Regions from separate parts of the Homo sapiens genome. Here region 1 is linked to region 2. The links are chromatin loops, found by intact Hi-C in ENCODE. Cell type or tissue: HCT116. All regions are shown on one strand. Links, peaks and the distances in the headings refer to the core of each region. The heading gives the core; the rest is flanking DNA. Region 1 overlaps DENND1B (DENN domain containing 1B). Region 2 has its middle 33 kb from the start of C1orf53.

Region 1 (17,209 bases), core at 6,142-8,641, 250 kb after region 2:
ATCAGATTTTGTATCACAAAGCAGGACAACTTTGGTTCAGTTTCAAACTTAGGTGTACTCATAGACATAAGTTGAGATGATAACTTGTAGAATTTGTATCAATGATCTTATCCTTTTAACATTTTCTGGGAGAGTCTGTTTTATTAGTTACCTGCTGTAGTTACAGTCTGTGTTGCCTGAGGAAAGTTTTGTAAATCAGATCTCTGTCTATCATAGATTTCTCATACAAAGGTCAATGGCTCTTGTTTGATTGTCCGGTCCAAAGATGCATTCTCTATTATACAATTAGTATAAAACACAATATTTTCAGTCAGTGGATGCTATTCAAAGCCTCATAATGATGATAATTTAAAATCTTTGTATATTGAAGGCAGTTTGAAATAGTGGTTACTATACTTTGGATCTAGCCTGCCTCCAGTTGTATCCTGGCTTTGCTGTTGATAAGCTCTGTGATCGTGGGCAGTTGGTTGAACTTTGTCTTAGTGCCTTGATCTGATAAGTAGAAGTAATGATAATAGTACTTGATGAGGTTGTTGTGAGGATTAGGTATGAGTAGTTCAAGTACTCATAACAGTTCTTGGCACATGGTAAACATTATGTAAACATTTGTTGTTGCTATTATTTTCAATGGCACTACCTATGTTTAGACCTGGTGACCTGGGACCAGAAGTTTCAAATGCCTTTGTTCTATGACTGAGTTAACTGTTGCAGACCTTTGCTGTCAGGTTTCTCTGTCTGGTTTCACAGGCATTAGTTCTTGTCCCTTCTCATGATTCCCATATATACTTATGTTGTAATTGAAGTCCATAGTAAATCAGTATTACCAATGTTTCTATTTTGCATTAGTCAGCTCTTTGGAACTGTATTAGTTCAATATATTGGGTATGCTTTATGAAAATATATGTGCATTTTAAATATCATATGTCACATAAAGATAAGAAATTTTTTTCCATAAACCTTTATTTGGTAAATTCATTTTTATCTGAAAATTATAACAGTGTATTATTCAGTTTCAGGGTATAATGCCAGAGATATGTTTGAACTGAAACATGGAAATTCTTCCCTTTACCCTTTTCTCTGCTTTCGTGAGGAACAATTGTGGTATTAAAGAAGCAACTGACGATATTAGAAAAGCAATGTGGAGTCTTGGCCCTGTCACTAATCAGACATATGATACTTGGGTAATTCTAGCCCAAAGAAAGACTATATGATATTTCATTTTTCTTTAAGCTTAAAGATTCAATATATCATAAATAATGTTAAATTAATAAGATTCTTCTTACTTGGCTTATTAAATTGTTCTCATTTCTTTGTAGTACTTTATATTGCAAACCAAACTTCTAAAATATGTAGTTTATTTTCCTTTAATTTGTGTATTCTCAAAATGTTCCAGGTAAATAGTTTATTATGATAGCACTCTCTTCAGAGGTATGTAAAAATGTCATCCAGAATAATATTTAGAGTCTTTGCCATGTCCTAGAAGGCTCTATTTTCCTTTAATTTGTATATTTTTCTTTAATTTGTATATTCTCAAATGTTCCAGGTAAATAGTTTATTATGATAGCACTCTCTTCAGAGGTATGTAAAAATGTCATCGAGAATAATATTTAGAGTCTTTGCCGTGTCCTAGAAGGCTCTCCATCATTGATTCTGCTTCTCTATCTGACCTCATCTCCTGCCATTCTCCCACTTCCTCCAGTCTGATCTCACTGACTTCCCCATTGCTCTGTGAAGATGCCAAGCATGTTCTCACCTGGGACTTCTGAATGCCTCGTTTAATTTACCTGGAATGCTCTTCTTCCCAAATCCACGAGTTTACTCTCTCCCTTCAGTTAGGTTTCAGTTCATATGTCACCACGTTAGAGTTCTTCTGTAATCCTCCTATCTAAAATAGCTCCCCACCCCCATCACTCCCTACTTTAGGTTTCTTTATAGATCTAATCTCTGACAATATTTATTTTACTTGTTTATTGTTTGCTTTCTCCACTAACACATAAGCTCCATAGAAACGGGGACTTTGTTCTGTTTAGTACTGTGTCCCTGTTGCCTCATAGGGATTTCGATTGCATATAGCAGGCACTCAAAATTTTTGTTGAATTAAGCAAAAAAATTATTATAATATTTTCAGTTGCATAATTACCTTATGGACTTTAGAGCACCTACTTTATTAAAGCACTTTAAAGCACTTAAACTTTTAGATATATTTTGAAAGTGGATCTGAATTATAGTCCAGTCATAGTATTCCGTTAGCCACCAGGGTAGAAGAAATCTCAATACATAAGAATATAAAAAAGATAGAATTCATCTGATCTAAAAATAAAGAATGTTTGATCTATGAGAGAAAATACTTACAGATCATCTAGCATAGAGTTCTTATTTTAAAGATCAGAAAACTGAGACATGGTTATATTTGTAGATGTGCCAGAGATCACATGGCTTGTTGGTGGCAGAGCCCTAATTTTGTGTCTGTAATATACATGTTATGATTTTATGCAATTTACATATGAATGTGTTACATTTTCTAGTAAATTTGTTTTATTTTATTTACTTGCAACTTTGCTATCATCTGTAAAAGAATATGCCATAATAGTATTTTCTCATTTTTTTTTAAGTTTCACAGCTCTTGCATGCTACTAGGTGAATATGGAGGATTATCTTTGGGATGCTTCCGTCTTCTTTGGAAATCTCCATTTAGGTGTCTCATGGTTAACAGAATAAATATTTGCCAAAGCAGATTCCTTATAATTCTACTTAAACCTGACACTTTTGCTATATTACCTTTAATAATTCATTCTGGTTGCTTAGTTCCAGAACTGTGGTTGGGAAGGAGTTGTCATATATTTTTTCCTCTCCTTGTCACCTATACCCCACATCCAGAAAGTTGCCAAGTCCTGTAGACTCGGTTCTCTTCTGGTAGATCTTGATTAGCAGGCATAACCCTCTACCAGATGCTGGCCATTGCAGAAATTTTGTGACTCTGCATATAATTACAGAAACCATCCTCTAAGAAATCAGTCAAATTCATCAGATAATGTTGAATTTTGTTAGCGAATAACTAATAAAACTTCATTTAAGGATGACCAGTAAGGAGGCAGGGAAAGTATTTACATGGCATTTAGTAGAGTGCTTTGGACTCTGGGTATGCCCAGTGAAATAAATTGCCCAGTGAAATAAAGTGAGGTATTAAATATAATACCTCACATTAAGAACGTGTTTTTCCTCTTGCTACAGTTTTTATTTGCTCAGTAACAAAAAAAGAACACTCTCTCTTTTTTGTTGTTTTTAAGGCTTTAAATGAGCTGTTTAAAAAGTCATCTGTGTGCAGATTGAGAAATTGAATAATTAGCTGCCTTTCAACGCTTCATAAGCTCTTTTAGCCCATCAGGTTAAAAAGGGGGTGGAAAGAGTTAATACAGTCTTAAAGAGGCCTAATTTACAACTAAGGAGTACCTGAGAGCTCTTGGAGAATTTGACACAATGAGTTAGATCAACCCCATTTTCATTTCCCTCTAGCTGCAGTTTGTAACATAAATAAATCCATGGTCTATAATTGTTAAATGGAAGTATTTGAATGCCTCCTAGTGGCATATTGTAGGCTCTAATTAAGGAATTTAAAAAGTAATACTTATTGAAGGAATACTATCATAACCTATTAAAGCTTGTAAGTACAAGGTAGTAAAATCCTTTAATGATAACATCCTAAGTGAAATCAAAATACATTATTTGCCATACAAAACTGATTAAAAACATGACTGGAAAAAATATAATACATATGGCAAAGATGCATATACTTTGAATAAAAATTTTTGGTTTTGGTTCAAATCGAGTTATTTTAATTTACTTTATGTAATGGATCTATTTTGCACTTAAACATAGACAAATGTGGCTAATAATAGGATTTGGATAGCTTTGTGTACATTCATTTTTTTAAATTAATTGTGCTTATCACTTAGTTTCTTTAAATATCTTTGTATAATAATAGAGAAAACGGTTTATAGAAAGTCTGGTTCATTTTCAGATTTTTTTTTAATTCTGATCTTCAAGTTGAATAAAATAATTTAATCGGTAACCTTGAAATACAGACTATAGCAAAACTTTAAAATGATTAAGAATGCTGATTTAATTATTGCTTTATGCATAAAAATGACTTTACATCTACAGAAATATAATTTAAAATGGAAAGAAAGTCACATTAAAAGAATTCTGATGAGGGTCAGAAGATGGGAGAAAAAAGTGATATCCTTTTGTTAAGTACTAAAAAATGTTTAATTAACTGCTTACCAAAACAAAACAATTAAAATGGCAATTACCTTTAAAATAGCAACAGTGTAATTACAGCTGTTGTGATATAAAGCTAGGAAACAAAATGTTAATCTGGAATGAACAGTTTAAATATGAAATTATGATATACTTGGCTTCCTGTAGTACAGCTGTCAAGCTTGGGCAGTTTGCTGGTCAATAGTGACATTCTATGTGTCAGTGAACAGAGTCTCTTGATACCGTAACCCGCAGTTCACACATTACTGAAGCTCCAACTGTCGAACATTCAAGTCCCCTGATATTATTGCAGCTTCCAGACTCTCCTAACTGGCTCATGTTTCATTCTTTGGCAATTTGCCCTAATGATATCCCTCAGGAGCTTTCAGCCTCTCTTCCTTTCCATATTTAATCATCTTATATTAATCTGAGTGATACACAAACTATGCTGTACAAATTGTAATTTCCTACAATTTTTCTAAGATGCACACCTAATTTTTCAGTTTTACTTTTACTTATGTTCTAAGTTTTCAATCCCAAACTCGGTATTTTCAGATGATTATAACTATCTACATGATTCCCAAGAAGCTTCTTTTGCTGTTTATATATGTTTCAGAGGGGCCTCTGAGATGTAAGACTTTTTACATGTAGAAGTGATAAAGACAATGTGATTTATGTAGTTATGTAAATTGTTCTGTGATTACTGTTCATTGTTGATACATTGAACATTGCTTTTTGTTTGGAAGGTCAGCAGCTACTTATTTTTGTTATCCTTTTACAAATTTCAGTTAACTGCCTGTATCCATGGATCAGCTGCTCTTCTATACCCAATGTATTGGCAACACATATACATCCCAGTGCTTCCTCCACACCTGCTGGACTACTGCTGGTAAGCTGGCTTTTGCCAGACTCCTTTAAGTTTAGGTTTCATGATTAGATTATCTGTTTATTTGTGAACTAGGTAAACTTGGGGGCATATTTAAAAGAAATCACAGAAACTTACATTTTAATAAATAGTAAAGATGGCTTTTATGAAGGACAGAATAATTCTGTACAAAGGTAGCGCAAGTTTATACCTAGCAAACATAAAGTTCTTTAGATTTTGTGAATTTCTTCTGCAGTCATTTAGATAACTCAATGCAAAATAGAAAAAAATAACAGTCTTAAGTTGTGTTAGGAAAACTGTATAGAAGTTATGGTGTCAGTTAGAGAACCCAGTATCCCAGGTGTCAGAATTTGTCTGGCAAATCTGCCAGCAACCACATTGTCTCTGTCAGGGCATACTCTTGTTACCTTTACTTCAGAATACACTTCTTTACCCCTCTTTTTTCAATAATAGCACACCAAATACCAAGTACTGATAAAGGGGTTGTCTCTAATACAAGAATTCTTGTTTTTTGTTTAAGTCAAAGTCTCAGCCTTGATCCACCATGAAAAGCAATGTTGAAAAGTATTGGGAGTAGTTCTGAAAAGTTTCCTGGCATTAGACACAATTCCTAAAGGATCCCAATAACCAGGCCTCTAGACCCTCCTTGTTCTCTTCACCTGGAAGAGTCTGCATATTTATCATGAGTCTAAACAAGGATTAGACTTCTAAATAGCAGCTTCTGGGCCTTCTTCAAGACTAGGGGGGGAAATGTTATCTTCATTGCATAATCATCTTCTGCAGGTATAGCCTAATTCTTAAGAAATGTGATGGGATTTTTCCTCTAAATCATTGTGCACACACATAGAAGGAAACAATTTTGACCTTAATGTGTTTGCTTATTTCACAGCTAATGTTACTAAAACACAGCACTTTTAGAATCAATGCACTCATTTAACTTTCTTATTTCATAAAAGGCAGAAAGTATTAAGGATTAAAAATGATTTAAGTTCATACACAGAGGGTTTCTATTAACTTTTTATGACTGAGCCTCTTCAGAACAAGTGATTGTAGTGACAACACATGTACTTGGCCACATATTGATTACGTTAATATATTGGTGTGTTTCCACAGCATGGTAATATTATTAGTATTGATAATGCTGTGAAGTAGGTGCCCAGTGACCTACCATTGCTATTATGCTGTTTGAGAACTAGAAAGGAGAAACTGTTTGGCAGGAAACTATAGGAATGTAGTTTATATTGTTAAGTGTCACACACACAAGTCTAAGAATAAAATAAATAGGCCCTTTGTTATTCATTTTAGAGTTTTCCTTTAACCAACATACCTATAATATTTTAGCATTCCTTAAAGGGAGGGTCTCATTTATTTATGTTGACATATGCAGTAGATCTTTGTATATACTGTTCAGTAATTAAACTTTATTTATTTAAAAATATATTTTACAGCAGTATTTGGAAATATATTGATATATGATTTTACATAATATATCTTTAGAATTACGTTTTATATATGATGTTAGTGCCATCTTAATTTTTCTATTAAAATGTTCTAACCTCTTAAGAGATAACACACCTTTAATTAAGTTCAATTATCTGTAATGAATTACACATTTAAGACTTTCTAAAATGTTATTTAGAAATTATTATATGACACAGGCAGTTCTGTACTAATTTTTTTCCAGATCTTTTCTAATCGTTTCTACCCCTGCCATAAAATTCAATGAAGTAAGCTTGTTTCATATTTCAGTCCCTGGAATTTTCTTTCTAGTGTCTAATGTCTGAAATAGCCTTTGGGTTGAGTTCTAAGAGCTTGCATGCCAAAAACCTCCCTGGTTCAAAGAGTAAGTCAGTGATATTCAAACAAGAAGTTATCTGAAACTTCCTGAACCTTAAGGTCACAATGATAGGCTCAGCTTCTATCATAGGAACGGAGTAATATAATATAATTATTTTTTTAAAGAATAGCCATCAGAAAACTTGGTAAACTAAACTGTTTCCTAGGGTAAACAGTTTTCTTCCATTTCCATCCTTGAGGTTAAAAAATCATACTGATCTACATGTAAAAGGGAAAAAAATTACAGATCATCCCTTCAATCTCATAGTTTTGATTAAATACTTTTTATGAATATTCCAGTTCAAAAATAGTGTCATGAAGATTTGATAGGAAAAGATATATCTTTGCTAACTCTTTGGCACGATTGGAACTTTCTGAATCCTGAGGTAATCCTACCTCCATAAAGTATTTCTGTTTTTGCAACTGGTAGCTCTGGTGTGGGTTGGACTGTGGAGAGCCGTAATGCCATCTTGTGACCATGGATGGATATCGCATCTTGGTCCACCAATAAAGCCTTGCTACTTTGTTGATTCATTCATCCATTCACTTGTTCATTAAACACTTAGTGACCATCTATTAATATTTGCCAAGCTGTGAGTGTGTAATGTAATGAATAAGATTTAGTTTATGCCATTGCAAGATTCACAGATAGCAAGAAATACACACATACTTACATGTGCACACATGCACACACACAGCACAGTGTAATACTGCAATACTATAAGTATTACAGAATAGGCATACAAAGGACCATGGATGGCAACACATAAGAAGAAGTGGCCTACAGTCCCTGGTAGCTTAGGGAAGGTGCCTGGGAGGAAATGACACCATCTGCATTTTCCCCTAATCAGCCAATGTAAGAGTACTTTAATGTGGCAAGTCTATGATGTTGCAAGACAGTCTTAACCTATCTAAGTCCATAAACACATGGCAGGTAGTGTGACTGTAGGACTAGTAAAATTGTAATTATCTATCATTTGTTCATGAATGGTTGAGTCACTATTTAGGCTATATGACTCTTCTTTTTATGAAAGGAGCAGATTTAGCTTCTGAGAGAATAGGTATTTTTTTTCTTTAAAAAAATGGAAAATTGTATTCTTTAGACTACCCCAATAGACTGCTGTTATAGTCTGTGTCATGAGTGGTCTCTTTGTATGAAAACCTAAAAAGAAAAAAAAAGCTATTCTTAAGTACAGGTGAATTGCTACCAAAAAGAAGCAGCAATCATATGGAGGCTTCTGTATCCTATCTTTGCAAAATAACTTCATTGAAAGAAAGATTTAGGACAGTTTTTCACATAGAGGACAAAACATCTGTGTTGCCAAGAATCTCTTCTTGGCTTGTTAATGCCCTTATCTAATTAGGAAATTTAAGGCTAGGTTTGCAAAGTTACTTTTCATGAGATTTGGGTGATTTCATATTAGGATTACACAATCCAGTTTTTGTGAGAAAGAAACAACTATTCACTCTATATTCTGCAAAATGTAATTATTTTAGGAAATTAGTCTCTAGGTTAATAATGTTTACAGTTCTAACATCTGTGTTTTAGATTTTGTGAGAAATTGGTGAGAAGAGAACATGTGGAGATAACAAGTGATCCCATTTTAAAAGTTTCAAGTTATTATATGATTAAATTTTGCATACAAGCTTTTTAATGAATATTTTTATGTCAGCTTAACAATTTTTATCAATGTGTTTTTTATACTTCTGAAGATAAGTATATCTTCCATAAAGTTTAAAATGTTTTTGCCTGGGCGAAAGAGCGAGACTCCGTCTCAAAAAAAAAAAAAAAAAGTTTTCCTAGATGTATTCAGTAGGTTATTTAGCAGTCTGTTTCTGATTTTAAGAAAATCTGACCCACCCATTTATCCCACCAACATTTGTAAAATGGACTTAGTAATTATTGTTTTTAGAAGGCTTACCTATTTTAAAACTCTTTCATTAAAATGTACTTTGAAATTTCAGACAGCATGGGCTTTTCTGTATTATAAATCTTGTGAATAGAATAAACTAACCTGAGGTTAATTGGAAGTTTACACAGTGACTTTAATAATTTTATGCTATTTTGAACATAGGCAGGGCTTGAGATATTTAAGATTATGGCCTAACTTCATTTTGTTAAAGGTATCAAAACCTTGTTGTGGAAGCCTAGATTTGTTAGTGATATGCATTTTATGTCTTCTTCTCTGGAGACCTAGAAGGAATACAGGGATGAGAACTTGAATTAGGGAAGTAGTGGAACAGTACACATTTGTTCCTCCTGTTTCCTTTTGAAGGTAGAAAATCTGTTAGGTCTTAAGGATATCAAGGCCTATAAACAGTTTTCAACTTTCAGCCAAGTGAAGTATCCAGAATATCAGATCAATTCCAGATGGTCTCTTGCATTCAAATTAAAAAAAAAATAGGAAGGAACAAAGCTACAAAGGGCAAAGACAACTGGGAATTAGAATCTAGTACAATAAGAAGTAATGAACTAGAATGTACAGGCTAACGAGGAGTAAAATAAGAACTTTAACACTTATTTTGTAAATTCTGGATATATAGATTGGTGGTTAGCCATCTTTAAATAAATTTGGAACTTTTTAAGGTTACTTTGAAATCTCTGGGTCTGTCAGGGTGGCTGTGTAATCTATTGCTGGTTCTCAGTAGCAAAGTGAACACACAGAAATTTGGACAGCTCTGTTCTAATAATGACAATGATGTTTAGAAAATTATGCAAATCTTTTGAGAAAGAGGATTATCTGTTTGCATTAACAGAAAAAGAGTGTCATAATAGAGCACAAAGATGCCTATAAAAGAATTGCCAAAAATGTTTTATTTTAAAATAGCTATTTATTCATATATCTGCTATTGACTTCGTAGATATCTGTCAATTCTCATGTTTTTCTGTTAGATAATATTTTAGGTTTGAAATGTCAAGTTGAATAATTTTCTTCTTGTATTTCGTGAGAAGTATTTCTGAAATAACCAGCAATTCTTATTCTGTGTATTAAAAATTTAACATCTATATTTTTTGCAAGAGTATAAAATCCATAGGGAATATATTCAGTTTATATTGTCTATTATTGTTCCCAAGTTTCTACCCTAAGGCCTGGCACCTGCTATGCTCCAAATATCATGTGTTGAATTAATTAATTCAAGATTATTCTCACACTTGAGTATTTTTAAATTTATTAAAATTATTAATAAAAGTGAAAGTTGGATAAATCTGAATTTATAAAATTAGGTAAATAAAAGACAATGTACATGAGGGGAAAGATAGCACAGTAGGTGAGGAAGTTGTTTCCTTTTGTACATCCAGTTCCAGAACAGTGTCTGACAAACAATAAGTCTTGATAGATATTTGCAGACTGACCCTCTGATCCAAATATTTGGTGACATAGGAGGTATGTATCAATGAATATATATATTAAGAATATCATAGAAATAAGAATTTAATTGAATAGGAAAAGATGTGCAAAACGGATGTTAATAAATTTGATGATTATTTAAGATATATTTGCTATGAGGTATACGGAAAAGATTCAATTCAGACTATGGCCTAGACCTGGATATTCTTCTTAAGGTAAAAACAAACCAACAAACAAACTTTTTAGGCATTATAACTCTTGATTAAATTATAAATGATTTTATGATGTTTATAAAAAGCAATCTTAATTTTAAATATATTAATGGCCTCTAAGATTAAATTTGAGCTTTATATATTGAATAATTTTGAATATCTATAATGTGTTATGCTGGAACTGAGCATTTAATACATTTAATTTTTAATCATTTTGAATTACTTATACTGTTGTTTCAGTTTTAATGAACTATATGAATCTATGCATATATATATTTTTAATTTAGTGCCCCAATGCCATACCTGATTGGAATACACTCCAGCCTCATAGAGGTGAGTATCTTTCAGACATGAGACAGTGATAAAATTAACTCATAAAATAATAGTTAAAACAGTTTTGTTTTGAAGAAATATCAGTGGTATAGGACAAAGAAGTGACTAGTTTCATATTTAGAGTATGCTTATCATTTTTAAAAAGACAACATTGAAATAATTACATTTAAATTAACATACTAAATGACCATTTTTTATGGCATGAAATCCATAAAAATAGGTTATGTTTGGTAGAAATCATATGGTAAGTTTTAAATACTAAAACTTCAGTCCTTGATCAGTTGCCTTTTTTTATGGCAACTTGAGATCATTTATATCTCTTTTTCAGACCTATATTTTGAAAGTCACAATTTATGTACTTATGAGTCATGAAGTAAAATTTTTTATTTTGCAGACTTCATTATGTTCCCATTTATCAGTGTGTACATTTTAAATGTGGTTTTAATATACTAATCATGAACTTTAGAATATAGCCTTAAGTTTTAATTTTCAGTTCTGTTGGGGAATATAAAATTTAGTAATTTTTTTCCACAATTACCACATCATTTTAAAATTATTTTTGTCACTTAAGTTATTCCTATAGTGAAAGATCTTGAACTATTAACACCATGAACTTGAAATTAGTGAGATTTCCAGGAAGGTCTTGGTATAGGATCAGCATCTAATAAAATAAGCAAAAGGCTTTAATTAAAACAAAGTCTTGGGTCAATTGAGTGGTGTCATTATGCTAGATGCTATCAGTTTTATTCAGATAAATTTGTCTTTTTTTGCTGGTTGTACAGATTGTACTTTAACCCAGTTTCTAATAAGCAACCTAAATGAGTTAGCTTTGGTTTTCCTCTTGCCATCACTGTATACCCTCCATCAGTCCTTACTTTGATCAAAGATGAGTCTGTTGATATATTTTAAAACTCCTGAGGATCATATTGGGAAAGAGTCACGCCCCTTTAGGAGGTCCAGGTTGTGGATTCCGACCGGTACTCTAGGTTCCGGCATTTTTTCTTATCACAAAATGCTAGGGCAACATTTTTTATTTGTTTCAACAATAACAAAAAAAACATATTTAAATAAATATCTTTAGTAGGTTTGTTTGTAATATTGAAGTCTGAGTTGGATACCTTTATGACTCCTTATTTTTTATTCATTTCTAGAAAACTTATTCTTACATGCCAAGGTACTTTCAGTGAAAGGATAAATTACATAAAATAAAATATGAATGAGTAGGTACTTAATTTGTTATTAGATTGTGGAATATATGACTAGCATTTAATGTATCAGTAATTTGACTTCATTTAAAATCTAACCTTGGTTGGATTCTCTTCTAAAAAGTCATCAAATTTGATTTTTATATTAGTGTACTTGTCGCTTCTTAATGAATCTAATAGGATACATAATTTTTATAACATGTTTATTTATTTATAGAGATGAAAAATATTTAAAGTTGTTGGTTACCTGTTGATGTTAATTTTTTTTTTGCATAATGATTCTACATCAACTTTTAAAGCAAATGATTCAGCGTTTCCAAAATACTGTATAAAAGGGTATATATTTTAAACATTCAATTTAATTTATCATATATTCTTGGATACCTATAAATAAAACCAATACTGTTTTTAAGTAGCAAATTTAAGAATTATTTGCTCCTTAAAAAGTGTTGTCTTAGAGAATAATCCATTCTAACTTTAAATTGGCTCTTATTATTAAATGAGAATATTTGAAGCCATTATTAGACTGGTTGAAATCTCTGTATTTTTCATACTCTGGACTTATCTAAGTGTCTTAATAGTCAGCCTTATTTTATTTAATTGGTTTATTAGTGAATGAGAAGCTATACTGGGGACTTCAGGAATTCTTTTAAAACAATTGGATATCATTCAGCAACTTTCTTGTTAATCTATTACAAGATGATGTAAATCCTGCAAATTTCATTCTTGTTATGCCACTATTAGGCGGATTTTTTCACTAAAATTTCTAGCTTTTATGCTTTTTAATTTTACCAAAATGGTCTCATAATTAAAATATTGATACAGCTATTTACATATTTAGTATGTAAGACTGAACTGAGTAAATGTTTGCATTTTGCCTGGCAATTACAACCAATTTTTTCTTTAAGGAATAATTAAAATATTTTCTTATTCCCTCTCTCTTGGTCAAGAGAGTTTCAACACATTTTATTGTGTTATTAGGTTGGTGCAAAATCAATTGCGGTTTTTGCTATTTTTTTTTTTAATGGCGAAAACTGCAGTTAATTTTGCACCAACCTAATGTAACAACTTCTAAATGTAGTTGTTCAAAGTCATGAAATTCATATCCCTTAACATCTTTCTTTCAGTTGTTTTAATGAAATTATGAGTAAAGGATGGCCAGATCTTTTTAAAATACAAATTTCCTTCTAAAATAAAGGCTAAAGACATTTTGTTCTGCCTGAAAACTAGACTTTGGGGATGAACTCAAGGCAGACTAAAGCCTGCAGGTCATTAGGAATAAATTAGTAAAGGCTACAAATGTGAGGATTATCTTGTTTGTTTTAATATACAATGGATTCTAAATAAAATGTTGACCCAGGTTTATAAGATCATGTGATTGCTGCCACTATGTCATTTCTTTGTATTAATGTGCAAAAGTACCTTTGTAGCCATATTGTATGGAAAAGTTAAACATAGAGGGTGTGAGAAAGACTTCACTAACTTCACCACCTTACAGTTGTTCTTAATAAGCATTTCAGTCTATGTCTAATATTATTTTCTTATTTTTGAAGAAAAAGATAATTTTTTAAATTTTCTTAATTTTGTATCTCATAACTTTATGAGATGTAACAGTGAGACACAGAAGGAGGTACCATTTTATATACCACATGACTTCCAATGCCTATTTAGAAAAAAAAAATAGCTGAAGTCTAATTTGGAGGGAAAAAATAGATGAAATAGTGATACTAATCCAAATTTAAAAAAATTTGTTACACTCTATTTTTTCCTTTTTTGTTAATGTATTAATAGAATTATTTTCATATTAGGGAATCTCAGTTTATTAATTTGAAATGAATATATTTTTCTATTCTTTTTCGAGTGGTCCCTTAAATAAAATTTAATATTCAGCAATTACCAGATTTTTAAAACTAAGAGCAGTTTTGAAAAAATTGTACATGTCATAGTAGTACCAATTTCCTTGTTCTGAGTTGAGTGATAATGTCCTCACGAAACACTTTGGGGGCACATAGCTTTATCTTAGGCTATTTACAGACTAACTCATTTTATCCCTTAACAAATACATCAGGTTTATTAGATTATCTTTATAGTTTCTGTCATAAAATGACAACTTAAAGTTGAAGATGAAAATCAAAATTATGACATGTTTTTTCACACAAATGCAATTAACATAATTTATATTTTTACTTATAAAATAGGTTACTGTAGTTATACTATAGTTACTTTATAGGTAACTACACATATATGTATTTAAAGCTTTTTGCATATATGTGAAAAGAAAAGGAAATAAGTGTATTTGTAAATATTTTTGCAGTAGTATCACTATAAGTGATTCGCTGCTAATATCTTAGAAATGGCCATCTTTTAAGTCTTTATAATAAAGAAGACAGATTTTTAGAATCATCTGTCCTCACTGTAGACATTATGCCTTTCTTAACATGTGGAAATTCTCTGCTTTAGACTACCATTGCTTTAGAAAGTTTAACATTCTAATATGCAGAGATTTGAAATTGTAAATGAATCAGAGAAATTTTAATTATGACCAACTTAGAATAACCAGTTTGGCCAATTTAAAATATAAGGTAATAATAAGATTTTAAGTGACAGTTTTCAAAAATGACTATTATTGTAGACCACCACTTAAAAAATACTACACTCAAATTATTAACCTATTGCTAGTTGACTTATACAATTATGAAATTCAGAGTTCATGAATGTATTTAATTAATGAGCACTTATTAAGGAATAATACTATTTGTTACAAATTAAATAAGACTAATAAAATTATATGAATTAAGTATACCTATTAGTTTAAGTAGGAAAAATGAACCATAAGTATTTTCTTTAAGGATGAAAACTATGATAAAATTCTTATTTACTATTATTTGTAGACATATTGAGATAATTTGACTATTTTGATTAAACTTTCAAACAAATGGGACAAGTCAAGATAGTCTGATAGGCTATTAAATTTGGTACCTTCTGTTGAAATTCATGTGAGAAATATTACTAACAATAAATTCCATATTGCTATCCTTTTATTCTCTCTTATTCAGCTTTCAGTCCTCATCACCAACATATACCTTTTTGTATAGAATATAGACAAAAAATTTAAATTATAGTTTAATGCTGTAGTCATAGTTATTGGTTTATGTTATCCTTGCAATATGCTTTATGCTAAACATAGGTATAGAGCTGGCCATGAATTCTTGTTTCATGGGACTGAACTTAAATGGGTAAATTTTAAAGAATATAATTTGTTTACAGTTTGATATAACTGTGCCTATTTTATAAGAATTTTTGTTGTAGTTATGTTTAATATAAGATGAGGAAATATTCAATTTTAAGCATTTTTACTAAATCTTTTCGTATGAGTTGTAGTCAGACTTTCTCAGGAGGCAAAGTTGTTTCTATCCTTTCATAATATAGGATTTTCCTTTTTTCTTTTCCCAAGCCTAATGCATTAAGATAATGTTTTCTGTTTCCAAACTCATCATAACTTTGTAAAGTAAATATACTGATTTGTATTCATAATTGTGTTTTTTTTATAGAGAGTGAAAAACAAATCATTGGAAGATGTTGTTATGTTAAATGTTGATACAAACACATTAGAATCACCATTTAGTGACTTGAACAACCTACCAAGTGATGTGGTAAGTATGAAGGCTATTCAGTGGTGAACATATATGTTTTCTCCTGGACCTCTGAATTACTAAGTTATTTTTCCCACTTTTAATATCTGAAATAAAAGGGTTGGGTATTTGCATGGGGTGTGAGAGAAATCAATGTTGATTCTATATTTAATATTTTTACCTTTTAGCAGTTGAGATTTTGAATGGAACATCATATTCCTTATTGTAAAAGTAAGATCATAATTAAAAAGCTAGATGCATTCATTAGGCAGAGTTTCTTTAAACCTAAGTCTCTTCATCTCATCTTAATCATTATATTACAAAGTAGGCATTTCTGTCTGCCTAGTGGCATGTCTTGCAAAAGAATGAGAGAGTTTTTGAAGGCAAGAAGAAGAAGGGGGCCAATTATCGGCTTTTGCTTCCCTGCCACCTGCCAGCGCTTTTCCTTTTAATTAATGATCTGATGTTACTGGTCAATATAATAAGAAATGCTTGTACAGTTGGGGTCAGAAAATTCTGGCTTTGATCTCCCTCAACTTTCTGAAACATTTATTTGTTTTCTCTAAATTATTTCAGTTTTATTTTAATCTTTTCTATCCTGCTGAGGGCTGCAAGAATGAAAACCTACACTGTTTGTCATTTGCTTTGGCAGAGCAAAGACTGCTTACTTAGAATTCTATTTGTAAATTAAACTGCAAACCCAGTTTGTCATAAAAGACATCTGATCCTTTTGAAATGACGAAAACTGTCTTTTGTCTGTAAAGGCTGATAAATTAAGTGCCAGTTCTCTTCTGGTCTTTGATCTTGCGGAGGGTTGTGTGTGTGTGTGCGTGTGTCTGCAGCTTATAATGGGACATATTCTGTATGTCACGTTAAATAGTCTCCAAAAGTGCATTATTTTTGGCCTTCATATTCCTTAGTACAGGACAAAAATGCAAACTAGTACTGTTTCTGTATATATTTTAATGGCTACTTAAAAATATCTTTATAACATAGTTCTAAGTTAAAATAACTTCCTTTTTAAAAAAACAAAGCATTTATTCTTTATATGGATATTAAAATTTGGGAATAAAAATGCCTTCAGAGCATATTTTTCTGTAATATTGAACTACTTTGAAATCCATTATTAAGGAGTTTGAGAAAGTGAATTTAAAAATCCTAAACTCAAAAATACACTAATACCAGCCTTGATTGTCCTTCTGTCTAATGATAGGAAAAATATGATTTTAAAGTCAAAATCAGATTATTTATGCCCATAATACCGTAAAATACTTGCTGACCTTGAGACATATTAAAATTCAACTACCTTATCTTACTGTAGTAAAACTTATGCTATGAATGTACAAATCTAATCCTAGGCCAGTGAAAAATTACATCTTTTTAGCTCATTATAACTAGATTACCTCATTATAAAATTTTTGCAAAAACAAAATCACAAAGAAATTATTAGAGTTACTCATTTAAAAACTAATCAAAGTATTATTCAATGGATAGAGAA
Region 2 (17,209 bases), core at 7,420-9,919:
AGCTATAAATGCTCACATTAAAAAACAAGAAAGATCTCAAATCAACAACCTAACTTTACAATTTAAGGAACTAGAAAAAAAACAAAGTAAACCCAAAGCCAGCAGAAGAAACGAAATAATAAAGATTAGGGCAGAGTTAAATAAAGTACAGAGTAAAAAAAATAGAGAACAATCAATGAAACCAATAGGTTCTTTGAAAAGATCAACCAAATTGACAAATATTTAGCTATTAATCAAGAGAGATTAAGAGTGACTATGCTAATATGAGACAAAATAAGAAAAAAGAGAGAAGACTCAAATTCTCAAATTACTAAATCAGAAATAAAGTGGAAATGTTAATACTAATTCCATAGAAACAAAAAGGAATACTTTTAGCAGTTATATGCCAACAAACTGAAAAGCCTATAAAATGGACCTATTACTAGAAATACAAACCCTATCACCACTAAGCCACAAAGAAGTAAAAAATCTGAATAGACCTATAACTAGTTAGTAGATTAAATCAGTAATTAAATATATCTCAACAAAGAGAAACCCTGAACCTGATGGGTTCACTGGTAAATCTTACCGAACATTTAAAGAAGGACTAACACCAATCATTCTCAAACATTTCCAAAAAAATTGAAGAGAAGGAAACACTCTCTACACATTTTATGAGGCCAACATTGCCCCAATACCAAAGCCAGAAAATTACATTACAAGAAAACTATAGATCAATATCCTTTGTGAATATTGATACAAAAATCCTCTATAAAATACTAGCAAACCAAATTCAGCAGCATGTTAAGAGGATTATTCATCAAGTGGGATTTGTTCCTGGAATGCAAGGATGGCTTAAAATATGAAAATTGATCAAAGTATTACACCACATTAACAGAATGAAAGGGAAAAAACCTGATCATCTAAATTGATGCAGAAAAATTATTTGACAAAAATCAACACTCTTTTATGACAAAAACACAAAAAAATAGGAATGGAAAAGAGCTACCTCAAAATGATAAAAGTCACATATGAAAAACCCACAGCAAATATCATATTCAGTGATAAAACACTGAAAGCTTTTCCTCTAAAAGCAGGAAGAAGGCAAGAATGCTTAATTTCACCATTTCTATTCAACATGGTACTGGAAGTCCTAGCCAGAGCAATTAGATAAGAAAAAGAAATAAAGCATCCAAATGGAAAAGAAGAAGTAAAATGATCTCTGTTTGCAAATAATATGGTCTTATATGTAGAAAACAAAAAATTCCACAAAAATATTAGAATTAATTAAGAAATTCGGCAAAATAACAGGATACAAAGTAAACATACATCAGTTGCATTTCTATACACTAACAATGAAAAATCTAAAAAAAAAGGTAAGAAAACAGTTCCAGTTACAATAGCACTAAAAAGAATAAAGACAGGAATTAACCAAGGATAAGGAGGTTGTACACTGAAAACTAAAAAGACTTTCTAAAATAAATTAAAGAAAATATAAATAAGTGGAAAGCATAAATAAATCTAAAAATTTAATATTGTGCAGATGTAACTACTACCTAAAGTGATCTACAGATTTAATGCAATCTTTGTCAATATCCTAATGACTTATTTTTTGCAGAAATAGAAAAACCCATTCTGAAATTCAAATGGAATCTCAAGTGACCCCAAATAGCCAAAACAATCTTGCAAAAAAAGAATAAAGAATATGTCCTGATTTCAAAACTTACTACAAAGCTACAGGAATCAAAACAGTGGGGCATAAAAACAGACATATAGACCAATGGAATAGAATAGACAGTTCCAAAACAATCATTGCATATATTGTCAAATGATTTTAGACAAGGGTGTCAAGACCATTCAATAGGGAAAAGACAGTCTTTTTAAAGAAGTGGGGCTGGGAAAACTGGATATATCCACATCCAAAAGAATGAAGCTGGATCCTTATCTAACATCATATACAAAAATTAATTCAAACTGGATCCACCAGCTAATGTAAGACCTAAAACTGGACAACTGTTAGAAAACACAGGGCAAGAGTTTCACAACATTGGATTTGGCAATTATTTCTTGGATATGACACCAAAGGCATAGGCAATAACAATAACAAAAAGACAAATTGGGAGGCCCAGGCAGGCAGATCACCTGAGGTCAGGAGTTCAAGACCAGCCTGGCCAACATGGCGAAACCCCGTCTCTACTAAACATACAAAAAAATTAGCTGGGCACAGTGGTGCATGCCTGTAATCCCAGCTACTCAGGAGGCTGGGGCAGGAGAATCGCTTGAACCCAGGAGGCAGATGTTGCAGTGAATGGAGATCACACCACTGTACTCCAGCCTGGGTGACAGAGCAAGTCTCCGTCTCAAAAAAAAAAGAGAAAGAGAAATTGAATTTCATGGCCAGGTGTGGTGCTTATGCCTGTAATGCCAGCGCTTTTGGAGGCCAAATTGCAAGGATCACTTGAGCCCAGGAGCTCAAGACTAGCTTGGGCAACATCGCAAGCCCCTATCCTGGTATAAGAAAAAAAAAAATCGAACTTCATGGAAATGTAAAAATTTTGTGCATCAATAGACAACTATCAACACAGTAAAAAGACAACCAAAAGGAAAAATATTTACAAATCATCTATTTCATAAGAAATTAATATCCAGAATATATAGAGAACTCCTAAAACTCAACAACCAAAAAACCCAAGCAATTTAATTCCAAAATGAGCAAAGAGCTTAAACAGACATTTCTCCAAACTAGACATATAAATGGCCAATAAGTCCATGAAGAGATGCTCAACAACACAAATCATTAGAAATACATATTAAAACCATAAAGAAATACCACGTCTTACCTATTAGGATGGCTGATATAAAAATGAACAGAAAATAAGTGTTGGTGAGAATGTGAAGAAATTGGAACCCTTATGCTTTGTTGGTGGGAATGTAAAATGGTACAACTGCTTTGGAAAACAGTGTGGCAGTTTCTTAAGAAGTTAAAAATAGAATTATCATATAATTTAGCAATTCCACTTCTTGGTATATACCCCAAATAATTGAAAGCAGGAGCTTGAAGAGGTATTTGTATGCTCATGTTGATAGCAGCATTATTCACAATAGCCAAGTGGTAAAAACAACCCAAATGTCCATGGATGGATGAATAAACAAAATGTGGTATAAACAAGCAGTGGAATATTATTTAATCTTAAAGAAGAAGGAAATTCTGACATGATACAATATGGACGAACCTTGAAGACATTACGCTAAGTAAAATAAGCCAGTCACACAAGGAGAAACATTGTGATTTCACTTACACTAGGTATGTAGAGTAGTCAAATTTATACAGGCAGAAAGTAGAATGGTAGTTGGCAGGGTCTGGGTAGAGGGGGAATGAGAAATTCTCATTTAATGAGTACAGAGTTTTGCAAGATGGAGAGTTCTGGAGATGGATGATGGTGATATTTGCACAACAGTATGAATGTATTTAATGCCACTGAACTGTACACTTAAAAATGGTTATGATGATAATTTTTATATTATGAGTATTTACCACAAATAAAAATAACTTTTAAAAACCCTGTTGTTCTAAAACAATGTTCTTTTTCAGAGGAAGTACTTATTAGTTCAAAACAATGTACATGTCAGTTCTCTGCTTCATATAATTTGTTTTCACTGGAAGAAAATATGTTGGAAATATTTATGCCCCCTAGTTTCCTCCTCTCCCCAAATAATAAATGATAGGAGGGTGGTGTAATCTTGTCTTTTCTACTTGGGTGATCTAATTTTGGTTTAAACACATGTGTTAATAGGTGTACTTTTTTTCTGTTTTTAGATTCCATTTGAAAGAAAACATTTCTCTGCTTCACTAGTACACTCTGGCTACATTCTTTATGGCCTATTCTTTGTTGGGTGAGACTCTCTAAAATTAATGCCTACTCTTTATTGATTGCCCACCTGTGGCAGACATTTTGCAAACATTATCTTTAACTTTTTGAATAACCTTCAAATTAACTATTATTACCCCCATTTTTCAGGTAATGAAATGTAGATAGTAAGTAGTAAGCTCAGGATTTGAATGCAGATCTAGCTTTAAAACCTTGGAAAGTTGACTGCATAAATCTTTACCTAAAAGTTAAAGCCAAAGCCAGATAGACACTCAATCACCCCATCCATTCTCTTTTAAACACAGGAAAGTTATCTCTATTTAATACATATGAGTTTCAGTTTGCAAAATGGGCAACAAATCTTCATAGTTTTATAAGTGAGTAATTTGTAAATCCCTGAAGAAATGGTTTGTACCAGATGATCTTTAAGGATTTATGATGTATATGTCAAAAATAGATTATGTGGATTGTAAATAGATTGTATGGATTGACAGATTTTCACAAATTGAACACACCTGTTTAACCAGCACCTAGATTAAGAAACAGAATATTACCAATACCCTCCAAACACCCTTATGCCCCTAGCTGCTATATCTCCACTTTCAATAGCAATTGATTATTTTCACCTAAATGTTATTTACTTACTATTATGGACATTTAGTTTCCAGTTTTACTACTATGAACAGTGTTGTTATAAACATTCTTGTTCATGTCTTTTGGTGACACACATGCACACATATTTCTGCTGAGTATAAAACTGTGAGTAGAATTAATTGCTGGATCACACTATATGCATGTGCTCAGCTGATATGGTTTGGCTCTGTGTCCCCACTCAAATCTCAGCTTCAATGGTAGCTTCTGTAATTCCCATGTGTTGTGGGAGGGACCCGGTGGGAGATAATTTGAATCATGGAGGTGCTTTCCCCCATATTGTTCTCGTGGTAGTGAATAAGTCTCATGAGATCTGAGATGGTTTTATCAGGGGTTTCCACTTTTGCATCTTCCTCATTTTTCTCTTGCTGCCACCATATCAGAAGTGCCTTTCGCCTCCCACATGATTCTGAGGCCTTCCCAGCCATGTGGAACTGTAAGTCCAATTAAACTTCTTTTTCTTCCCAGTCTTGGGTGTGTCACTATCAGCAGTGTGAAAACGAACTAATACAGTAAATTGGTACCAGTAGAGTGGGGCGTTGCTGAAAAGATACCCAAAAATGTGGACGCAACTTTGGAACTGGGTAACGGGAAGAGGTTGGAACAGTTTGGAGGACTCAGAAGAAGACAGGAAAATGTGGGAAAGTTTGGAACCTCCTAGGATTTATTGAATGGCTTTGACAAAAATGCTGATTATGATATGGACAATGAAATTCAGGCTGAAGTGGTCTCAGATGTAGATGAGAAACTTGTTGGGTGCTGGAGCAAAGGTGACTTGTTATGTTTTAGCAAAGAGACTGGCAGCATTTTGTCCCTTCCCTGGAGATTTGTGGAACTTTGAACTTGAGAGAGATGATTTAGGGTATCTGGCAGAAGTTTCTAAGCAGCAAAGCATTCAAGAGGTGACTTGAGTGCTGTTAAAGGCATTCAGTTTTAAAAGAGAAACAGAGCATAAAAGTTTGGAAAATTTGCAGCCTGACAATGTGATAGAAAAGAAAATCCCATTTTCTGAGGAGTAATTCAAGCCAGCTGCAGAATTTGCCTAAGTAACAAGAAACCCAATGTTAATCCCCAAGACCATGGGGAAAATGTCTCCAGAGCATGTCAGAGGTCTTCACGGCAGCCCTTCCCATCACAGGCCTGGAGACCTAGGAGTAAAAAGTGGTTTCATGGGCTAGACCCAGAGTCCCCAACCTGTGTGTAGCCTAGGAACTTGGTGCCCTGTGTCCTAGCCACTCCAGCCATGGCTAAAAGGGGTCAATGTAGAGCTTGGGCCATGGCTTCAGAGGGTGGAAGCCCCAAAGTGGCAGCTTTGACATGGTGTTGAGCCTGCGGGTACCCAGAAGTGAAGAGTTGAGGTTTGGGGACCCCCACCTAGATTTCAGAAGATGTATGGAAACGCCTGGATGCCCCAGGCAGAATTTTGCTGCAGGGGTGAGGCTCTCATGGAAAACCTCCACTAGGGCAGTGTGGAAGGCAAATGTGGGGTTGGAGCCCCCACACAGAGTCCCTACTGGGACACTGCCTAGTGGAGCTGTGAGAAGAGGGTCACCGTCCTCCAGACCCCAGAATGGTAGATCCACTGACAGCTTGCACTGTGCGCCTGGAAAAGCCACAGACACTCAACACCAGCCTGTGAAAGCAGCCAAGAGGGAGGCTGTACCCTGAAAAACCACAGAGGTGGAGCTGCCCAAGACCATGGGAACATGGTCTTGCATTAGCATGACCTGGATGTGAGACCTGGAGTCAAAGGAGATTCATTCTGGAGCTTTAAAATTTGACTGCCCTGCAGGATTTTGGACTTGCATGGGCCCTATAACCCCTATGTTTTGGCCAATTTCTCCCCTTTGGAATGGCTGTATTTACCCAATGCCTGTATCCCCATTGTATCTAGGAAGTAATTAGTTTGCTTTTGATTTTACAAGTTCATAGGCAGAAGGGACTTGTCTTGTCTCAGATAAGACTTTGGACTGTGGACTTTTGGCTTAATGCTGAAATGAGTTAAGACTTTGGGGGACTGTTGGGAAGGCGTGCTTGGTTTTGAAATGTGAGGACGTGAGATTTGAAGGGGCCAGGGGCAGAATGATATGGTTTGGCTCCGTGTCCCCACCCAAATCTCATCTTGAGTTGTACTCCCATAATTCCCACGTTACAGGAGGGACTGAGTGGGAGATAATTTGAATCATGGGGGTGGCTTCCCCCATACTGTTCTCATGGTAGTGAATAAGTCTCATGAGATCTGATGGTTTTATCAGGGGTTTCTGCTTTTGCATCTTTCTCATTTTTGTCTTGCTGCCACCATGTAAAAAGTGCCTTTTGCCTCCCGCCATGATTCTGAGGCCTCCCCAGCCATGTGGAACTGTAAGTCCAATTAAACCTCTTTTTCTTCCCAGTTATCAGTAGCATGAAAATTAACTAATACATCAGCTTTAGTAAATATGGCAAGTTTTCCAAAGTATACATTAATTTTTTTTACAAAGCATTAAGTAAAATCCTGACAGCCAATAGAAGAATAGGTAAAAGACTTGACAAAAAGGATTCCAAGTAATAAGAATAGCACAACTTTTGAAAATTGTAAGTCTTTTTAACCTTAACATTCTCTGATGCAAAGAGGAAAAAAGTTATTCTGTAAGTATATTTAAAATGTTTGTCTCAAGCTAGCCAATTCTCTATTATATGTTCTACAAAACAATTGTTTAAAAGTTATGAAATAAATAGATACATCAATGGTTATGTTTTATCTGTAGCATAGTGGTTCAGAAGTTGAAAATACATATATTATTTTTCATTAAAGTCCATATTTTTAAAAAGCTTATTTACTTCACTTAAATTTAGAAAACAAAATATTTCAAAATCTCCAAAGTGATAGTATCTGGTTAAATTGTCTTCAATTTATTCAATTAATAATTAATAACCAAGTTGAAAGCAAACCAATAAAAGGGATATTCAGATAGATTTAACAATTATCTTAAGAGTCCACTACTTAAAAATAAATAAAACCAAATTTTTATAAATATATAAATTTTTTTACAAATTACAGATAAATGGAATACACACACACAAAGTCCATAATCACCTAACAAAGCTCCTCCTTTGTAGTTTTTATTTTAGTGTTTGGAAGGAATGTTTAGTGTTTAGTTCTAAATTATTGCAATGCAAGACTGCAATACAGGTTAGGCTGTTATCTTGAATGTAAAGAAGTGATGATGAATGCATTGAAAAATAAGTAGTGAAAAAATGCAAGGCAGTTGCAGGAATAAAACTCCATGAGCTCTTGACCTCACATATGTACAAATTAATTTAGCAAAATAAAAGAGCTATAATGTTAATGTGGCCTGGATTTTAAGAAAAATGCTAATTTTATTCTCTTTTCTGAGAGTGCAAAGGATAGAGAAAAAAAGTGAGGAGAAATAGTTCTGTGACTAAAGAGATTATAAATGGAAAATATGAGGTATTTTAAGAGCAAAAAGCATATGTTGATAAAGAGAGAGAGAGAAAGAGGGAGAGAGAGAGAGAGTCCTTACATATGTAAGGTCAGCCTTACATTAGTGTATTCTTGCTGAATCTTTGACTGACATACCAGATGTTCATCACAGGCACACTTTACTTCTATTATGCTGATTTATGCCGTCTAGTTTTGTTTGTTTTCTATTTGTGTTTCTACGGAATCCATTCTCTTGTGATAAATGTGGAAATTTTGGTTGTTTTAATTTTATGATTGTACCCTCCATTATCTTTGAATTCCTCTAACTGGAACATTATTAAACTTGTCTCTTATAAGTGCTGTACTCTCATTTGTCATTGTACTACTAAAGGACCTTAATCCTTTGGTATTTGAGGTATTCTTGGAAGTCCTTTTAGGAACATGCATTTCACTGATGGATTTGACTGGGACTTTGGAAATATAATGGTTTTATGTTAATCTTGCCCATTAGTGTTTTATGTCTTAAGACTAGAGACTTGGTTCCTCCTCCTGAAATTTTTAGCCCTATTTCCTATAAAGACTCATAGCTAGCTTGATTTGGTGTCTGCAATAAGTAAGAGATTTGGTCACTTATCTTTTCTCTCTCTTGCCATTGGGTGGATTCTATGAGCTGATTTTTCTTTGGCTTCCATTAAACACACTTTTATTTCTAGAATTAAAGACAAATAGATAATCTCATCGCTATTTGCAAATATTGGTAGTATTTTCGTATGCAAAGGTTTAAAGAGAATTCTTGGAAACCAGCACAGTAGAAGTAAGAGCAATGCAACAAAGCTACAGGAAGAAATGTTGGGCTTTGTATAGAGAGTTAGCATTCACAGTTTTCTAAACCTGCCTCTGGGAGGCAGTAGGGTGTAGAGGTTGAGTACGGCTTCCCGTTGACTTCAAATCCAATACAACCACTCGCCTGTTGTGTGATCTGTGCCTTGGTTTATTCTGTGAAATAGGTATAGTAGTAAATCCTCCCCCATTGGGTTTTTGTGAGGATTAAATGAGATACTTCCTGCCGGGCACTTACAATTCTGTCTGGTACAGAATAAACGTTCAATAAAAGTTAGCTTTATTATTATGGAATAGGCTGTCTGCTTTTGTATGTTTTCCATCATTAGAGGAATTTAAGCAGAGGTGAAATAATAAATTGGTAGAGATTTCATAGTTAAGATTTAAGCATTGGATAGCTCCTTCAACCCCTCAGATTTGTGTTTCTATTATTTTGTTTCCAGTGAATATCAAGGTATCTTTCATATATGACAATTGGTGGTATTAACCTATATAACATGCTTTTTTTTTTGGTAGTTCAATTCCAATGATACAGTCTCCTGTAGTCAATCTGGGACCTCAGAGTACGGCAAAGAAAACCACTGCTTAAGTCCAGTCTACATGCTGACCTTATGAAGCAAACCAGCTATAGATGCCAGAGACCTAAACAGATAGACTGTGAATTCAATTTGAGGAAAACACTGCAGAACGGTTCTTTTGATAATTTACAATCTTTCCTATCTGATGGCAAAAATTAAAAAGTGTTATAATATTCATTGTTGATAAGACATAAATGGGAAAATGGACACTGTAATATATTGTTAGTGGGAATATAAATTGCAAACATTTTGGAAAGAAAGCTGTCAATGTCTATTATAATTTTAAATATATATTCTCTTTGACCTGCCAACTCCACTTTTAAATGGCTTTCCTATATGTGTGTATATATATGTATATATGTGTATATACATACATGTATACACACATACATATATACACACATACATATATGTACACATATATACATATATACATATATATACATATATGCATATCATTATTTAAGGCCACATTAAGAAACCTCTATTGTGGCATTAATTGTGGTAGTAAAAATATGGAAACAATATAATTATCTATTAATAGGGCAATATTTAAATGCGGTAAGCTCTTACAATGGAATATTATTAAGTGACTGTTTAAAAAAATGATTTAGATTTCTATCTATTGACATGAGAGGTCCGTGATGTACTGCTAAGTGAATAAAGTAAGTTCCAGCATAATATTTATGGTATATTTGATGTTTGAAACAGCAAACAAACAAACAAAAACTTCAAATTGCCTTTGCATGCTTTTATATGTAAAGGGAGAAGTGAGGGTGGTCACCAGGTCGATGACCTGGGTTACCTCAGTGTTGGGGCTAAAAGAGAATCAGTGTTTTCTATATATGTTTTTGCATTTTTTTACATGCAATAAATGAAATTTTTTGGAATGAAAAAGTAGAAGGAAATAATTTTATTTAAAGAACTTAATAATTACAAAAATGTACCTATTATAATACATGCACAATAGGAACATGCATTTCACTGATGGATTTGACTGGGACTTTGAAAATATAATGGTATTATGTTAATCTTTCCCATTAATGTTTTATGTCTTAAGGCTGGAGACTTGATTCCTTCTGAAATTTCTGGCACAATGCAAATTTCTTGAGAAAAATAATCCCACTCTCCCTTCCTGTGCTTATCATTATTCCTTTTTCTTCTGCCTCCTCTATAACTTTCTTCCTTATGCTTTTTCATTCCCACTTCACCTCAAAAAAATAAAGTATTTTTGTGAAAATGGAAACATATTACCAGTCAAAATGTTTTACAAGTCTGAAAGTGATACAAAAAGCAGTTCATTTTTTTTCCCTTTTTCACCTCAAACTCTAAAAATATTTTGTAAAAAACTATTTTTAAGTAGAATACAGGCCCTCCAACTCTTATACGGTAAAGTTCTGCCATTTCTAGTGACATAGAGCTTCCTAGATCATGCTGTTCAGAAAGAACACAAAAACCAAATGCCTTCTTCCCTTCCTTCCTCCCCCCCTCCCTCCCTTGTTCCTTCCTTCCTTCCTCCTTCCTTACTTTCTTCCCTCCTTCCTTCCTTGTTGATAAATATTAGGAGCAGCAGCAGTATTTCTTCTTATGGTAAGTAATAATGGCATGTGCTCTAAAAGAAAACTAGAATATTTTGACTCTGACTTTATGTGGACAAGGGCAAAAAAATGACTAAAATACATTAATTAATTGAAATTCATTAAAAAGAGGCAAATATAACCAAGATTTTTTCATGTAGTAGTAACAATTAACTATTATTAAACATTCATATAAACTAATTGAAATTTCTTTTCCTAAAATGGTATATCTTTAAGGTTTTAAAAAATTATGTAAACTCTGTAGTTGAACAAATTATATCATTTCTGAAGGATTTGATTTCTGGGTGAACCTTTTTAGGGTTGTTATTGTCTTTCATTATTTTTCTTTTTATTTTTTTTCTTTCTTTATTTATTTATTTTTTCTTCTTTTTTGACTTGAAGTCTCATTCTGTCACCCAGGCTGGAGTACACTGGCGGGATCTCAGCTCACTTCAACTTCTGCCTCCCAGGTTCAAGTGATTCTCCTGCCTCAGCCTCATGAGTAGCTGGGACTACAGGCACGTGCCACCATACCCCACTAATTTTTGTATTTTTAGTAGAGATGAGGCTTTGCCATGTTAAACAGGCTGGTCTCAAACTCTTGACTTCCAGTGATCCGCCCCCCTTGACCTCCTAAAGTGCTGGGATTACAGACGTGAGCCTCCGCTCCTGGCCATGTCTTCCATTACTTTTCTGAGTTCTATTTTTGTTCTTTTTTTTATTACCTTAAAATCTTTACTGTAGAAATACAAAAGCATACAGAAAAAATGTAATGAATCCCCATGTATCACAGCAATTCTTGTTTCATCTACAGCCCATCTATCCTCTAAATATATTTTGTAGCAGATACCAAACACCGTAAATGTTTTAGTACTTATGCCTACAAGATATGAACTCTTTTAAAACATAATCACAATACTATAAGTGTACCTAAACAAAGAGGGATATTTTCTTAATATCAACAAACAGGTACTGTTAAAATTCCTAATAGTCTCTTAAATGCCATAACTTTTTATAGTACACTGTTTTCCCTTTTGAAATTTATTTGTTGAATAAACTGAGTTGTTTTTACTTCGGCTCTAGAGACTGATCAGATTTAGATTAGTTTGTTTTTTCTTGCCAAGACACTTTATAGATATTGTTATATTTTATTGGGAGGCACAAAATATTTGACTGGCTCTCTTTTTGTGATGTTATTGGCTGTTAATGCTTAGTATCTACTTCCATTAATTTATCACAAAATAGTGATATTCTAATTGTAACCTTTGTTCTTTATTAGCTGAAATATCTCTCTAAAGAGAAAAATTCTACTTATCTATCATTTAGTTACTCAGCGTTACAGTTCATATAAAGAAAGCAAGATAAATGTTTGATCGTATCCCTTTATTTACTAATTTTCATAATGTATTTGTTCCCTAGAATCATCCAACAGTGATTAATTAGGTTTTTAAGAGTTTTTTTTTCATCACTACAAACATATGGGTTTAAACATATTTTAGTTATGTTTTAAGCCATTGCAGCTATTATTCTTTTTTTTTTTTTTTTTTGAAACGGAGTTTTGCTCTTGTTGCCCAGGCTGCAGTGCAGTGGTGCAATCTCAATTCACTGCAACCTCTGCCTCCCGGGTTCAAGCGATTCTCCTGCCTCAGCCTCCTAAGTAGCTGGGATTAGAGGCACCTGCCACCATGCCCGGCTAATTTTGTATTTTTAATAGAGATGGGGTTTTGCCATATTGGGCAGGCTGGTCTCAAACTCCTGACCTCATGCGATCCACCTGCTTCGGCCTCCCAAAGTGCTGGGATTACAGGCATGAGCCACCACGCCTGGCATGCAGCTATTATTCGTACTGATGCTCTTCTTGGCCAATGTTCTAAATGGTGTGAGTCCTGTCGACATGATCTTAATAACCTTTGATGGTTTCTTTGCTACTTGGTATGACAAGGTGTTCCACACTCATTTTGTACTTTTGCTGTCTTACACTTAGAACTAGCTGTATTAGTTCGTTTTCACACTGCTGATAAAGACATATACAAGACTGAGTAATTTATAAAGAAAAAGAGGTTTAATGGACTCACAGTTCCACATGGCTGGGGAGGCCTCCTGATCATAGCAGAAGGCAAAAGGCAAAAGGCACATCTTACATGGTGGTAGACAAGAGAGAAATGACAACCAAGCAAAAGGGGTTTGCCCTTGTGAAACCATCACATCTCGTGAGACTTATTCACTACCATGAGAATAGTATGGGGGAAACTGCTCCACGATTCAATTTCCCACCTTATCTCCCCCACAAAACTTGGGAATTATGGGAGCTACAACTCAAGCTGAGATTAGGATGAGGACACAGCAAAATAATAGCACTAGCCAAGGCTCTTTTTAGTTTGTTTTTTTTTAGTGAGTTTTTAGTTCTATTAGGGTGACTACTTCCAGGCCTTTTCAGTGAACACAGTAGGGATTATTTTTTCAAACAAAATATATTATGAGCTCATATTTATATTTTCAATTCAGAGTTAGAGCAGTCTTACATCTGTAGTGCTTCTATTTCACATCAATATATCCTTTACACTGCTGATAATCCTAGTTCTTAAGGCTATGAAGGACAATATAATTAGACTATGTCATACTTGCTTATTTGCCATATTCTCAATAAACACACACAATAACAGTGCTAACCCCACTAGCAACAATAAAAGTATTGAAAAGAGTTAATTTTTTTTTACAGTTTTAACTTTTTGCCATGCTAGTGGGTATGTAGTGGTATCTTTGTATGGCAAATTTTTGACTGAATTCCAAACATTGTAGTTGCTGTTGTATTTTGCTGAATCTCCTTAGATATTATTAGATTTTATTCTAGGATTCTGCTAAATTACTTGTAAACAATTTTATCCTTTTAAGTCTCTTTTCCCAAACTTTGTTAGGGCAGGTCCAGAGCAGCTGTTCCTCTGAGGACTTATGCAATTCCACTGCTGAGGTAATAACCGTCTAAGGAGTCTACTCAATTCCCTACTTAATCAGGAGTCTTTCCCCTCTGATTGATTAGAACATGAAAGATTTCCTGTCCCTTGGATCTCCAGGGAAAAGTCCACCTATTCCCTTCCGTTGATCCTTTCTGAGGCTTTATGTAGTTTCCTCCACAATCTCCATGTGCAGATCAATACTCTGCCATAGACTAAAGCAGACTCCTGGACCTGGACAGATCTTTGGAGCCCATTTTTTTATTTGTTTGTTTGTTTGTTTTTTGTGCAGCACTCTTCTTCCTGAAGTTACACCCAGAAATCTAGCTGTTTTGCCTTTCTTAACTCTGAATTCTGTCTTTTCAGCTCAGCACTACTTTCAGGGTCTGTTTGGGGCCTCTTCTCACTACTATAGTCTGGAAGCCCTCTCTTTAAACAATAAACTGGGGTGATTATAGGGGGCTTCTTTTGTTTCCTTTTCTCAAAGATTATTGTTCTATACTGCTTGTCATCTAATGTTTCCAGTTCTTTAACATTGGAGGATTAATCTGGCCCTTGTTACTCCATGGTAGTCAAAATTAAAATGCCATTAATTTTTAACACTGAAAATTGAAGATCTATTGTTTTCTCTGGCTTCTGTCTATACAGCTTCATATCCCATTGTCTCTAGTATTTCTTTTTCTCTTAATATCCAGGATTCATCATCCAAACCAATAATAAAGATCAGCTCACTTTTGGTCTATTTGCTTAAAGACATGAAGAATCTGAAATATCCAAGTGGTAGTCTTGGCTTCCAATTTAATAGTACCATTTTTGTGTACCTAGAGGAACCATTTCTTCCCTAAGGGTTGATGTTTCCAAAACGTTAGATCCCAGATTCACCATTACAGAAAGTATGTCACCTACAAACCTCTAGTTCATCACACGGAGGCTCCAACTAGGTTCCCAGCTTTGAGCACCACCGCAGATGCTAGGACAGGACCCAGAGAAGTCCCAGGAGGGAAGGTGATTACTCAAGGAAAGAAAAGCATAGATATTTGCCTAAGGCTATCTCTCCTTCAAGGCAGAGGGGACAAGATAAACCATTAAAAGGTTTTGTCTTCATACTCTCCCACACATGCTTTTTAAAGGGTCAACCCAGGATGGGGCTGTAAAGTGTCAGTTGTGAATTTCTGTCTGGTGAGTAAATTATACAGTAATACCTGTAAATAAGGCTTGAACTTTTCCCCTTCTGGTCAATTAATAATAAGAAACTCCCCATGAGTCATAAATAGAGATTGAAGGAGGATGGCAGAGCAAAATACATAGGCAAGTTGGGAATGAAAATCAGTTGTTAACTCAATTTGCTTATGTTTTCAGGGTCTACTTTCTCTGGAGCCATATATTTCACTTCCATCTGAATAATGTAATGCCACTGAGTTTGTCTAAATCTATGACTAGGATGTCAAATAACCCCGGTTTGTTATAGCAATGGTGTCATGTTGCCACCCGATGTTCCAAAGTCAGACTTTCTTTTTGTTGTTGTTTTTATTTCTGAACCTAACATTATGAACATACCAAAGTCAGACTTCATTCTCTGCCAGGGACCAATCAAGTTAAGAGCTGTTTCTGAAAAGAGGATTGTTATTGCTAAAATACATGGCTTTGCTCTTAGACCTTGGGAGCCAACACTAGACTTTTTTCCTCCAGATTTGCCAAAAGTGTCACAACTGATCATAGACACTTGAGTATGAGTAAAGCTTCACTGTAATTGCATTGCATTTTTGTTCAGTTTACACTTGCCCTGGGATCCATTAAAAATAATCAGTCTTGGCCGGGTGCAGTGGCTCATGCCTGTAATCCCAACACTTTGGGAGGCCAAAGCAGGTGGATCACTTGAGGCTAGGAGTTCGAGACCAGCCTGGCCAACGTGGCAAAACCCCGTCTCTAATAAGAATACAAAAATTAGCTGGTGTGATGGCGTGCACCTGTAATCCCAGCTACTCCGGAGGCTGAGGCAGGAGAATCACTTGAACCCAGGAAGCAGAGGTTGCAATGAGACAAGATCCTGTCCCTGCACTCCAGCCTGGGCAACAGAACCAGACTCTGTCTCAAAAAAACAGTATTCAGTCTTTTGGCAAATCTGACAAATGGATATAAATCATATGCTTAAATATGATATTCATTACTTCCAAAATGAAAAGATGTTTACCAAGCCCTGTGCCTTTTTTTAATAGTAGGCAGTGAGAAGGTACAAGAATTTCTCCTTTCCTTTGGAGAAGGTATCTTGACATACTAAATTTCACTGGCTCTTCAGGAATTTTATGGAAGTGGCAGATCCCTGTATTTTGGTGGAATTAGTATCCAATGCTCTGGCACACAAGAATTTTATCAAGGCATCATGCATATCTGCCACTACATTGACATCAATGTAAGGGACCAGCATGAGCTCCTGTGAAATGACAATACAATAAATGTCTCCATGAGCTCAATTGTGGCACAGAACCAGTGAGTTGTCACCACTCTGGAACAAGATAGAAAAGGTATCCTGCTGTCCTTTCAGGTGAAAGAAACTGTGTTTTTTGATTAGCATAGAATGAAAGTATTTACCGCCCCAATAGCTGCATGTCATGTGCCAGTGGTATCAGTTTGCTCCAGGAAAAAGACACATCTGCAGTAGTTGCTATAACTGGAGCCACAAATTAATAAAAACAATTATTTGTAAATCATAGGAAACATTTAATGTGATAGTGTTTTTTAGACAATTAGAGATGTAAATGTTTATTTCTTGACTGCTTTTTTTCTGATACATATATTCAATAATTTGCAAATTTTAAGAGTAAATCACTTGATACAAATTAATAATATTTGAATTTAATACATAGAAAATAAATACAGTCTAGGGCAGTTTTATCTGATTCATATTTCTGTGTGACTCTGGAAGGCCGTTATGAATGGCCCCTTTTTAATATCTACTTTGAAGTAATAACTGTGTGTTTAAAAATGTATCCCTTATAATATCTTTTTTTGCTGGTCTATTTGCTTTCTGATTTATTATTTAACATTAATCAAAGATTTAAAGTTATATCAACCAGATAATGAACTTTATTCATTTTAAGAAACACTAATTTTAAGGAGGAAGTCATTTATTTATTTGTTCAATAATAGACAATTCTGGTCATTTACCTAGACTTTTAACATAATGCGATCACTTACAACAGAATGGGTTTCTCCACTGTGAAAAATGAATACAATCATTTACTTGGGCCGTTTCTTGTGAAAATACATTTAATCTGGTAATATTTTATAATCTAACACTGTGATTGCTTTTACTATACTAGAAGGATTTCAACTAGATACA

The links. A loop is a pair of places that touch in the nucleus more often than their neighbours do. Peaks named below come from ENCODE experiments on the same cell type or tissue, not always from the same donor. Only the 100,000 strongest peaks of a DNase experiment are listed, where the experiment ranks them.
Region 1: it touches region 2 in a loop (6-fold over the local background); 73 of 110 quality-filtered maps call a loop at or near these places.

Annotation. Positions count from the first base shown.
Region 1 is chr1:197,605,596-197,622,804 of GRCh38, reverse strand. DENND1B (DENN domain containing 1B) reads left to right here. Exons shown (of 23, transcript NM_001195215.2): 11 at 5,046-5,146; 12 at 10,829-10,874; 13 at 15,631-15,732. Among named protein-coding and RNA genes, the nearest start is that of DENND1B, 160 kb to the left of the region's middle. In HCT116, for the core only: a CTCF peak has its summit at 7,472 (motif pointing left); a DNase peak (open chromatin) is centred at 7,454.
Region 2 is chr1:197,860,727-197,877,935 of GRCh38, reverse strand. No RefSeq gene overlaps it. Among named protein-coding and RNA genes, the nearest start is that of C1orf53, 33 kb to the left of the region's middle. In HCT116, for the core only: a CTCF peak has its summit at 8,816; a DNase peak (open chromatin) is centred at 8,835.